Regions from separate parts of the Mus musculus genome. Here region 1 is linked to region 2. A link is a loop called in an ENCODE intact Hi-C map of the cell type or tissue named here. Cell type or tissue: left cerebral cortex. All regions are shown on one strand. Region 1 has its middle 12 kb from the start of Gm19276. Region 2 overlaps 4930556M19Rik (RIKEN cDNA 4930556M19 gene).

Region 1 (5,000 bases), 93 kb before region 2:
GTCTGTGCTGAATCCAGTCCATTAGGCCATATCCTGGTTCTGGTTCCTCTCTCTCTCTCTCTCTCTCTCCCTCCCTCCCTCCCTCCCTCCCTCCCTCCCTCCCTCCCTCCCTCCCTCCCTTCCTCCCTCCCAGTCTTGTGGTCCTTACCTTCCACCTCCAGCCCAGGAACGGAAGCTCCACCTAGCTCTAGTTTCCCTGGTAGTTGGCTGTCAGCCACTTTTATTTGACCAGTCGGAGCAAAGTTTATACAGCATTATTTGGCATACATGAGAAAGTACTCATCTGGACTGCAACTGGGTCGTGGGGGCCAGTATTTAGCATCTGAATACATAGCAACACCAGACCAAACCCCAACAATGGAGCCCCCATAGTTGAATAATAGAGGCTTTGTAAGGATAGAGACCAGACAGAGATATACATGTGTCTATGCTATGATGCAATTCAACTAAGGGACTGCCACTAGGGTTTACACCACACTATTTGAACATGCAGGCACCTAAAATGTGAACTAAACAAACATTTTGTAGCATAGTCTGACACAAGTATTTGCTGACAGTAATGAAAAACTGACTACTACACAATTTAAGCATACAAATAAGGCTGGTGATTGGCAAATCAGTGGGGGCACTATAGTGACTATGAAATGCCCCTTTGTAAAGCTTTGGAGCTGTCCTCAGTGTGACTGGGTGAATGATGGAACAAGCCACAGGATCCATAACCACAGAAAAATGCCAGCGATTAAATAATTAAATTCTCTTAGATGGTTTCCAGACATCTGTAAGTGGCAAATATAATCCCAAGGAACTCAGAGCAAAAAGAAGCAACATACTGTTTCACATGCCAACAAAGGCAAGGAGTGACTAAGAAAGCCTGGAGCCTGGACCCCAACCTCAACCCTACGCTATCACTTTTTCTGCTGTCAGCAATATATATATTTTTTTCTACTCACAGGACAAAGAACACAGCTCCAGACCATTGCTAACAACGCTGGGTACCAAGAGACAAAAATAAGCCTTTATGTATCCATACTAGCCAGCAAAATCTCCAGAAAAGGCTCTGCTTGGCCCAGGTAAATCACATCCTGTCAATATCAAGGAGTGTTAGTATAAGGAATGTTGAGACGGGGCAAGACAATTACCATGACCGCTATGCTTCCCGGAGAACCTATCAATTCTGGGACATTCCGGTCAATTCAGTCTCTGGCATTTCTTTGTTTTCTGGCTGGGGCTCTCTTAATGCTACCTGCAAAAGACAAGTCATAGGGAACGTGCAGTCAGTGCAGTAAACATCAACAGTGAGCACCAGTAATGCGCAAGCCAGAGGAGGGATTAGAACTCAGGCTTCCGTGCCATCTATAGGCTAGCTAGTGAGAATGCTGTGGGAGAGAATTAAAGGAGGCCCTGGGGGAAGCCTTGAAGAGCAAAGCTTGCTTCATGCAGTCTGTTGTGCACTCTGGAGCTGGTGCCACCTCCATGTAAAAACTAAGGTCCTGTTCTTCCTGCAGGAAGAGGACGTGGATGCCTGAGGGAAAGGAAAGCAGAGGCCTGGAAGAGAGGGGTGGATGCCTTAGTTACACCAAGAATTCCTTCAAAAAGTAGATACTCGAAGAAAACGTGCAATCTGTCTGTAGAATTTTTTCTCAAGTCAGCTGACTCTCAAAGGCTGTTAGCTCAAAGTGATGTACAGGCGATGCCACTTGATGCAGATAGTTGTCCCCAAGTAGGACATATATTTAGGATGGTACCCCTCTGTACCCTAGGACTTTAAGACATGGGACCACTGGTCTTTACCAACAAACCACACTGTTTTCTTAGTTTCTTGAACTGTAGAAGAAGTGATACCAGCCATTAAAACTAATGTGAATGCAGTCTACACACCATGCCGGGAGAGTACTCCACACAAGAGCTGATAATGTGGCCCTAAACCTCAGAGCACAAAACCTTCCAGAACCTCTGACAGGATGCTGACTTCTCCTAACCTGATGTGGATCGGGGATATCATCCTCTGCAGCTAGGTTCAGGGACATGGATTTGCCCTACAAATAGTATATGGGGAACAGCACACAGTATGCAGCTGGGTTCAATCTTGGCCAATGATAAGCTGTGAGATCTTGAGAAGATTCCTTAATATATCTGAGTTTCTGTTTCCTCATGTGGACTTTTTTCCTTTATGTTCCTACTGTAAAAACTATAGATGTTCATTTTACCCAGAATCCTTAGCCCCCCCCTCCCCTCCCCCATGGCGGCTCAATGCATTTGTTATTAATGTCTGTTGCCAATATGACTGTGAAGAACATGAGCTTCTCAGCAGCCCCCACGATACATTTCACAACTCTGCCTTAGACACGTTGTCTAATCTACCTTGTGCCTCAGTTTCCCCACCCCTAAATTAGGGCTGCTAATAGAAACTTCCCTGTAGCACTGTCACGAGAACTGCCTGAGATCATGTATTTAAGGTGCTAATTAGACCGGGGCCTATCACATGCTGAGATTCAGTAAAAGCTTGCCATTGTTTTCCTAGGTTTAAATATACTCAGCCCTGTCAACACATGAGGTTATTAATACTTATTACGTGCTTTCTATGGCTGAGGTGATGTGCTCCAACCTCTGGGGAATACAAGAAAATTAGGCTTGGAAGAGCACTAGAAGACCTTATCCAACTTTGTGACTTGTTGGGTTTTTAACTCTGAGCCTTGAGCATCTACATCTTCATCGAGCACAAAGGGACATGACCCATCTGTCAGCTCCCAGGAGCAGGGACATTGGCCAGGACTCAAAAACTACAGCATTGGAGGAGGGCATGAATGCTGTGTCTGGGATCACTGAAAACAAGCAAGTGGTCACTTGGAAAACCTGGGGAAGGAATACGGGTTAACACTTCCATGGAACAGAGAGAGACTGCACCTCCCAGTAAGAACAGGCCCCATATGGAATTGGAGCCCTGTCAGTGTGATACAAGCTGTTCTCAATCCTAAACAGTGCTGCTGAGTGAGAGTTCGTGGGTGGAATGGAGAGCCAAGGAAGCCCGTGTTTTTCACTTTCTGCTTCTTTTTCCTCCCAAGACTGCTGTGAGCTAGCATATGGCACTTAGATGTGTGAGTGAACTGTAATTTGTGTTCCTGATGTCAATAGCTAGCAAGGATCTATTTCGGGAGGAGAAAACCAACATAGAATAGGCTAGAGATAGGGAATCTTTAAAAAAGAATGGCCCATGGGGTCCTGGAACACAAGCTTTGACATCCAGGTGACTTGCCAGCTATCATCCCAAGCCATCTCTCTCCACACATGCTCTTATAGGTTTGACAACAGCTGGGATGGAATATGGAGGAAGGCAACTTCTGACCTTCCTCATCTTCTTCCATGCCAAGAAATGACCTCATCTGTGTCTGCACTCTCCTTTGTGAACAATAAAAGTCAACCTTGAAAAGTCAAAATTGGTCAGAGGCAGCTTTATACCAAATCTTTCTCTCCCATTTGTAAGCCCACACAATGAATTCTGCAACGTTAAAAGAATGTTTTAAAGAGTATAGAATACTAGGGTGATAGGAAGGAGGAAGAGATAATAAAGCCAGAATGTGTTAGCTTTCATATACTAAATAGCTGCCTTTGTCAAAAGTGCCTCGTATCTACTCGGGTGCCCTAGATTTACAGTCCTGTCTGTTATTATTTCTTTTAATATGCAAGTTACATTTTCTTTTCATATAAGAGAACCTGCCTAAAATTACCACTCTCTATCTTGTCAAGGAATAATGAAGATAGTCCATGTAGCTTGAAGAGTTTTCCTAAAAATGTGGATGGGAAAGAAGGTTGAAGGCCACAAACTAATAGGTGTCCTTAGCCTGGCACTCCACTTTCCATTCCTTCTGATGACCCGTGTGATGGAAGAGAACACAGAGTGGCAGTACTTGTCATGATGGACACAGCACTCTCCATCAGCAGGACTGAACACTCAGTGCTCATCCATCCACTCATTCAAAAAAAAAAAAAAACTTAATGCACATCACTCTGTCCTAGGCACTAGAATATGATGACAAATCACATGTGGTTCCTCCTCTGTGATCCACAGAAGAGCTATCAGTCTCTAATCTTCCATAATAGGCCCTGGGTGTCCAAGGGTTGAGTCCTCGGTTTTTACATCTCTGGTAAGCATACATCCATCATTCATCTTTGGCAGATCGGTACCCAAATCCTTATTCAACACAATGTACTTTCCCTTTGGTACATTTCATAGGAAGTAGAAACTCATCTTACTGCTAAAGTTGTCTTTTCCTGGACTCCCTTGCAGCTTGAATGAGGAAAATTGCAAAGCACCTGCCTGGATGGAGACCCATGAGCTAGAGGCTCAGCTGGCACACTTCCTAGCACACCAGGGGACAATACTGATGGCAAATGCCCCAAGGCAGAAACAACAGAGTAACAGAAGCAGAGGGGCCTTTTGGGGCCAGTTCTGCTACAGTTTGAGTGTCTTAGCCTAGTCACATGGCTTCCAGTCCAGACCTTTGGAGCACTTGGAAGCTCAGTAATCCATCAAACAAACATTTTACTATATTTATTTCTGTGTAAATTAGCCAGACTTGATTTCTGTGGCTTGTGGTATGTATATTCTGTGAGATCCAAGTTTATACAATCACCTCTTAGTAGCCAAGTGCTTGAGAGTAAGTGGACAGAATAATAAGATATGGGGGAAGGGGGGTTAGAAAGATTCAGACAATCATTCATATATAAATTTGAAATGTGTCAGAGTGGCTTTTATACAATATAAATCTCTTCAATTTTCCATTCTGTCACTTCTGGTTGGTCATAACTCAAACATAACAGTCTTCAAGTCACATAAAATTTGAATGAATCAACTGCCTTTGTTAATTCCTTTAATCCAGTAATCCCATTTCTAGGAATCTACTTTGAATAAATCATCTATTGCTTCACATTGAGAAAGCTTATTTCAGTAAAGCTTTTCCAGAGAAACATAACCAGTGGGATATAAATAGATGCTCAGAACA
Region 2 (5,000 bases):
GCATCTGTTATTCCAGGTCTCTAATGCTGAGCCAGTTTTCTCTCACACAGATTTAAAGGCAGAACTCCTGCTTAGAGCATCTCAACTGGCAAGGGAGAAAAACTTACCCCGAACACCAGCCTACACTGCTGAATTTAGATTCTCCCAGAGCAGGAAGACTTTTGAAGTCCTACAATCCATCACACCCCCTCACTTCACAGTAAGGAGACTAGGGCTTAGAAATCCAAATGATACAGTGGAGCTTTGGTGGCTAGCATATAGCTTGAACAAGACATACCTGGCTTGGAGAACTGGCTCTAGCATTTGTCAAATCATTTGTTCTACACCCCTGTTTCTTCATTTGCAAAATAATAATAGGAACACCCAATCTCACAGAGCTTTGTAAGAATTGTGTAGCTATTTCCTCTGAGTGGAACCATTCTCTCCTGGAGGAAAGAGGGAGGTTTAGAAGGGGCTGAAGTAAGTGGAACTAAAAGGCTCAGGAAACTCATGAGGCTGACACGATTCAAATGGCCCCTCCCCAAAGAGATGTAACTGGTACCAACTGTAGAGAGAGGAGACTGGCACTCTGAGCTGCCTAAAAGTTAGGTAGGAAGCTCCAAGGATATTTTCTTCATGATTCCTCACACATGCTGAGGTGGGCTTTCCAGTGACCCGGCTGCCTTTGAGTCAATCATACCTCTGTCAGTAGCCCCTTACTCCTATAAATAACTCTAGTAAGCCCGTTGGCTCGCTAAGCTAAGTGTGGGTGGAATCATTCCTGTGGTCTGTCTTTGGTGCCCTGTCTGGAATGAGAGGTTATACAACAGGGGGGTGAAAAAGTATAAATACACAGACTTTGGAGTACAGAGTGAATCCCAGACACTTGATAAAGGTCAAGTATATTTATGTCAGTACTGGGAGGGATACAAGAGACTCCCTGTGGAGTAGATGCTTCCTCTGGCTCTTGGAGATTCAGATGCAAGCCAGCCCCTCGTTTGTCAATAAAGCCCTAGAAAGAGTTTCTCACTTGATGTGGGATTTTGAATAGATGACTTCTAATGTTCTTTCTTCACGGTCACTTAAAAGCCAAGAAAACTATTTGATTTATGGCACTTTCTTAGACAACATTTAATCTACTCTGCATTACCATATACACGAAGCAGCATCTCTGGAGGTACTATTTCTGATTCATTATGCTAAAAATGTGCCTCCATTTGTTCTCTTGTTCATTCATTCACTCACTAACTCATTCATTCACTCACTCACTCACTCATTCATTTACTCATTCGTTCATTCACTCATTCACTCATTCATTCACTCACTCATTAGCTCATTCATTTATTCACTCGTTCATTCATTCGCTCATTCATTCACTCATTCATCCATTCACTTTCTACAATTGCAATGATCTTATAACATTCTCGGTTCTGTGTTAGGCACAGTAAAAAACAAATATAAACCAAGGCAAGCTTCATCGAGGAGCTTCGGTTCATCAGCTGAAGGACACAGAGAAGTTAACTCAGCTTGTACACGGCAGTGCCTTGAATAAAGAAAAGAATAGAAGCATATAGCAGGTGGTGGGTGAGTTCTGGACTTTATCTCTGTGATCAGTTTCCGAAGATGAGGAGAGCAAAACTGAGTTTTAAAAGAAAGATCTGCTATTTCGTGTGGATGAAATGATATCGACAGAGGTAACAGAATGTCAAGGAATCAGGGATCAGTGACACAAACGCTGAGTTTTAATGGTCAGCTTTGCTTGGATTGAAAGGTCACAATCGGACTTTATTTCTGGACGTATGTTTACTTAATGCAGTGTACCTGCCTACTTTGTCCAACCCACCTAGCCTGGGGCTCTTCCCTGCCTCCTTCTAATCTTTCAAGACATTGGCAGGTAGACAACAATATCAATCAAATGAGTGACATCTTTCCTGCTGTCATGTCTAGACTGTCTCTCTCTCTGAACTCTTGCTACCTCACAAGAGAGAGATAAAGTGACACACACAATGTCATCCTTAACCTTTCTGATTTATGAACTAGCCTCCACACCGAATGCTATTTCATCTCAAGACAGGCCTGGGCTTCTTGGTGACATGGTCTGCGGTTTTACATCTTGGTAAAAAAGAAATTTGATAAATTATCAACCATACCCAGTCTATGCCTGATAATTACAAAACCTGTTGGAAAAACATACCCCGAAAAGACTTTTTTATCTGAGCCTAGAATAGCTCAGTCTGATGATTTCATGGGGCATTCTACTTCTAATTTCTACATCACTGGATAATTTCAAAAGGGCTGTACTGGGCAATCCTGAGTCAGTCACACACTTGATTTACAGCCTTTTCAACTTTTACAGTGGAGTGGAGAGGTGAGTCCCGTGTTATCACATAGCATTTGCAGGTTGCTGAGCTTCAAGCCATCCTGTCACAAAATATCAACTGCTGTGAAAAAATATACATGTAAAGAAGCCACAGTAGATGGAACAATAATAGCATATCCCATTTTATATCTAAGCAGCAGTATACACCTCCGAATATTTCTAAGTTATATACAAATGCTTTAGAAAGCAAAGATGGTTTCAAAATTAGAAACACACCCTTAGCCTAATTTAACAGATTGTGGCAAGATATTTTTTTCTCTTCTTTAAATTGGCAGGTCGTATTTATTAAGTCTTAAGTGAGACTTCTCAGATGCGAACAAATGCATTAAAATAGTGGGGTTTTTTTTCCCCTAGGGTTGGATCTAAGCCAAATTAATGAGAAATGAGGAAATGACTCATTGAGAGCATGAGATACTCCACATTTTAGAATTTATATTTTCCCCTCCCACACTCACCCAGGAGTGGGCTCCAGCAAAGTCTCCAGCAACACATACTGCCTGACACCCATGCACACGCAGGAGCCAACCGAATAAAGCGCACCGTGCTAAAGACATATGAGCAGAGTAAACTGGTCCTGAGCAAGCCACATCAGATAACCACTCACTGTACTAGATGGTTTTCTCAAATTCTTTGTAGCCCACGTGTAAGAGAGGCTCTTGGCGTCAGTGTTGGATAATATGTAATATCTTTGGGGCTTTGATTAGCAAGCTTTGGCCTATCCGTTTCCCCTTGAACAAGAGCATGGATTTCAGCACACAACATCTGTAAGCAACAGAAACAGTGGGGGAGGGAGGCGAGGCCAGTGATAAAGATGCTCTGTCCCAAAGCCTCCGTGTCCTGCATGGACTCCAGACAGAACATAAAGCTGCTCGTTAAAAGCTGCTTTTAAAAGAAAAGGCTGGGGATCCCAGCAAGATAGGCAGTGTTCTGGGCTAAGCTATTAGACCAGATTGAAAGTAGTTCCCTTTTTAATAATGAGAAGAAAAGGCCTTTTTTTCCCCACCTTGATCATGCATCCAACCTCAATTAAATGTGACAGGCATGGAGAGAAATCTGCTATTGGGAAGAAAATGAAAGTAAATACAACTTGGATAGAAAAAAATAAAATAAAATAAAATAAAGGAAAGGAAAGGCTAACCAAAAATTAAAAAATCACAAATGGGGAAGGAAATGTGTTGGAATTGTTACAAAAGAAACAATAATCAAAAAATGTGAGCAAGCTGGTACAGCAAAGATTATAGATGAGGCGCTGAAAAAGAAAACAGGGGTCTGTGGAGGAGAAAGGGAAAGGAGGGGAGGGGCAGGAACACAAGGATGGCGTGTGCTATTATGCGTGATAGATGGCCCATCCATCTTTAAGGCAGTTTTAGAAGAATGAGCTATTGTACCATGGGAATTCTAAGACTGCCCACTGAAGAGATTGTATAATCCATTGCATTTTTTTGTAGGAAAATAAACAAACCACAGACCCAAACACTATTCATGAAACAGGACTGCCTGCCCACCAGTAAACAATGGCTCTCCTTAACAATAGAATGTGTTCCTGGAACATCACCTACAACCCCCAGGGGAAATCTATCAGCAAAGGATGCCAGTAGGTCTCACATCCACTTACAAGGAAGCCTGTCTGTGATCTGCAACAATTCATCAGGCTTTTGATATTGCTCTGAATGTATAATACTCCCATCAACCAATACACTTCTTTGCTGACTGCAAACACAAATGTGTAAGCTCCTTTGGTGGACAGGGACTCTAAATTCCAGCTGTACTTCTGGAGGTTATGATCTTTGTGCCAAAGCACAGATGCCCACCCGCCTGCTCTATGGAGGATTACAAATGGATTCCCCCAAGAGAGGTCTGACAGCACACAGACTTGAGGATTCTGAGGCTCAGGGTTTGAAGATGGAAGAGATTTGAGCTGAGATTTTTCTATATTGATGAAGTTGAAGGTTAAGCGCTCTCTCTTGAAGTCACACATGGAACTCTGCCTCTGCTTGTCTATGTGACAAGAATGCAAAGTCTCAAGGGACTTGCAAGCTGACTCGGTAGAGAACACATACAAGCCAATAATTATAACTCATTGAATAAAGAGGTCTTGCTTTGCCTTTTCAAATTGCAGGATGTGGTTTTAGCATAATTTTTATAAATCCTGATTCAGCACCATGTGGACTTGCTGTTCTATGTAACCAGGAGATGCAATTACAGGCAAATAAAATGTTTGAACAACCTCTTGGTGGTGATCTCTTTAGGGTAATTTTGACCCTCACAGTGGTTGCCTAGACTCCAAATCAGGAGAGAGAAACTTCATTTATAGCTGCATCCTAGTGACCTTTCAGCTCAATGCTACCTTTAGGTAGGAATGAATTGCGACTTCTCACCCACCTACAAGCTCAGTCTGAATATGACTCTAAGAATGCAACCGAACCCCAGAAACCCAGTTGATGGGGATGAAAGTTGAAACAACCACTCTGGGAGATGCCTGGACAAGCATCTCTCAATTTGTTCAGATCCTTAACTCAGAAAACTTACTTCTGTGGCTTCGGACATAGCTCTGTCAGCAGAGTGTTTGGCTAGTGTAAATGAAGCCCTGGTCTAATGCCTAACACCACATACACCAAGAGCGTTGGTACAAACTGTAATC

Evidence for each region. Peaks named below come from ENCODE experiments on the same cell type or tissue, not always from the same donor. Only the 100,000 strongest peaks of a DNase experiment are listed, where the experiment ranks them.
Region 1: a loop joins it to region 2, with 5 times the contacts of the local background. A loop is called at or near these places in 4 of 42 quality-filtered maps.

The regions. Positions count from the first base shown.
Region 1 is chr15:10,838,732-10,843,731 of GRCm38, reverse strand. No RefSeq gene overlaps it. Among named protein-coding and RNA genes, the nearest start is that of Gm19276, 12 kb to the right of the region's middle. In left cerebral cortex, no CTCF peak of the experiment used is centred here; a DNase peak (open chromatin) is centred at 2,996; H3K27ac peaks cover 1,820 bases.
Region 2 is chr15:10,745,661-10,750,660 of GRCm38, reverse strand. All of the region lies in intron 2 of 4930556M19Rik (RIKEN cDNA 4930556M19 gene), which reads right to left. Among named protein-coding and RNA genes, the nearest start is that of 4930556M19Rik, 33 kb to the right of the region's middle. In left cerebral cortex, no CTCF peak of the experiment used is centred here; DNase peaks (open chromatin) are centred at 118, 732, 2,398 and 2,845.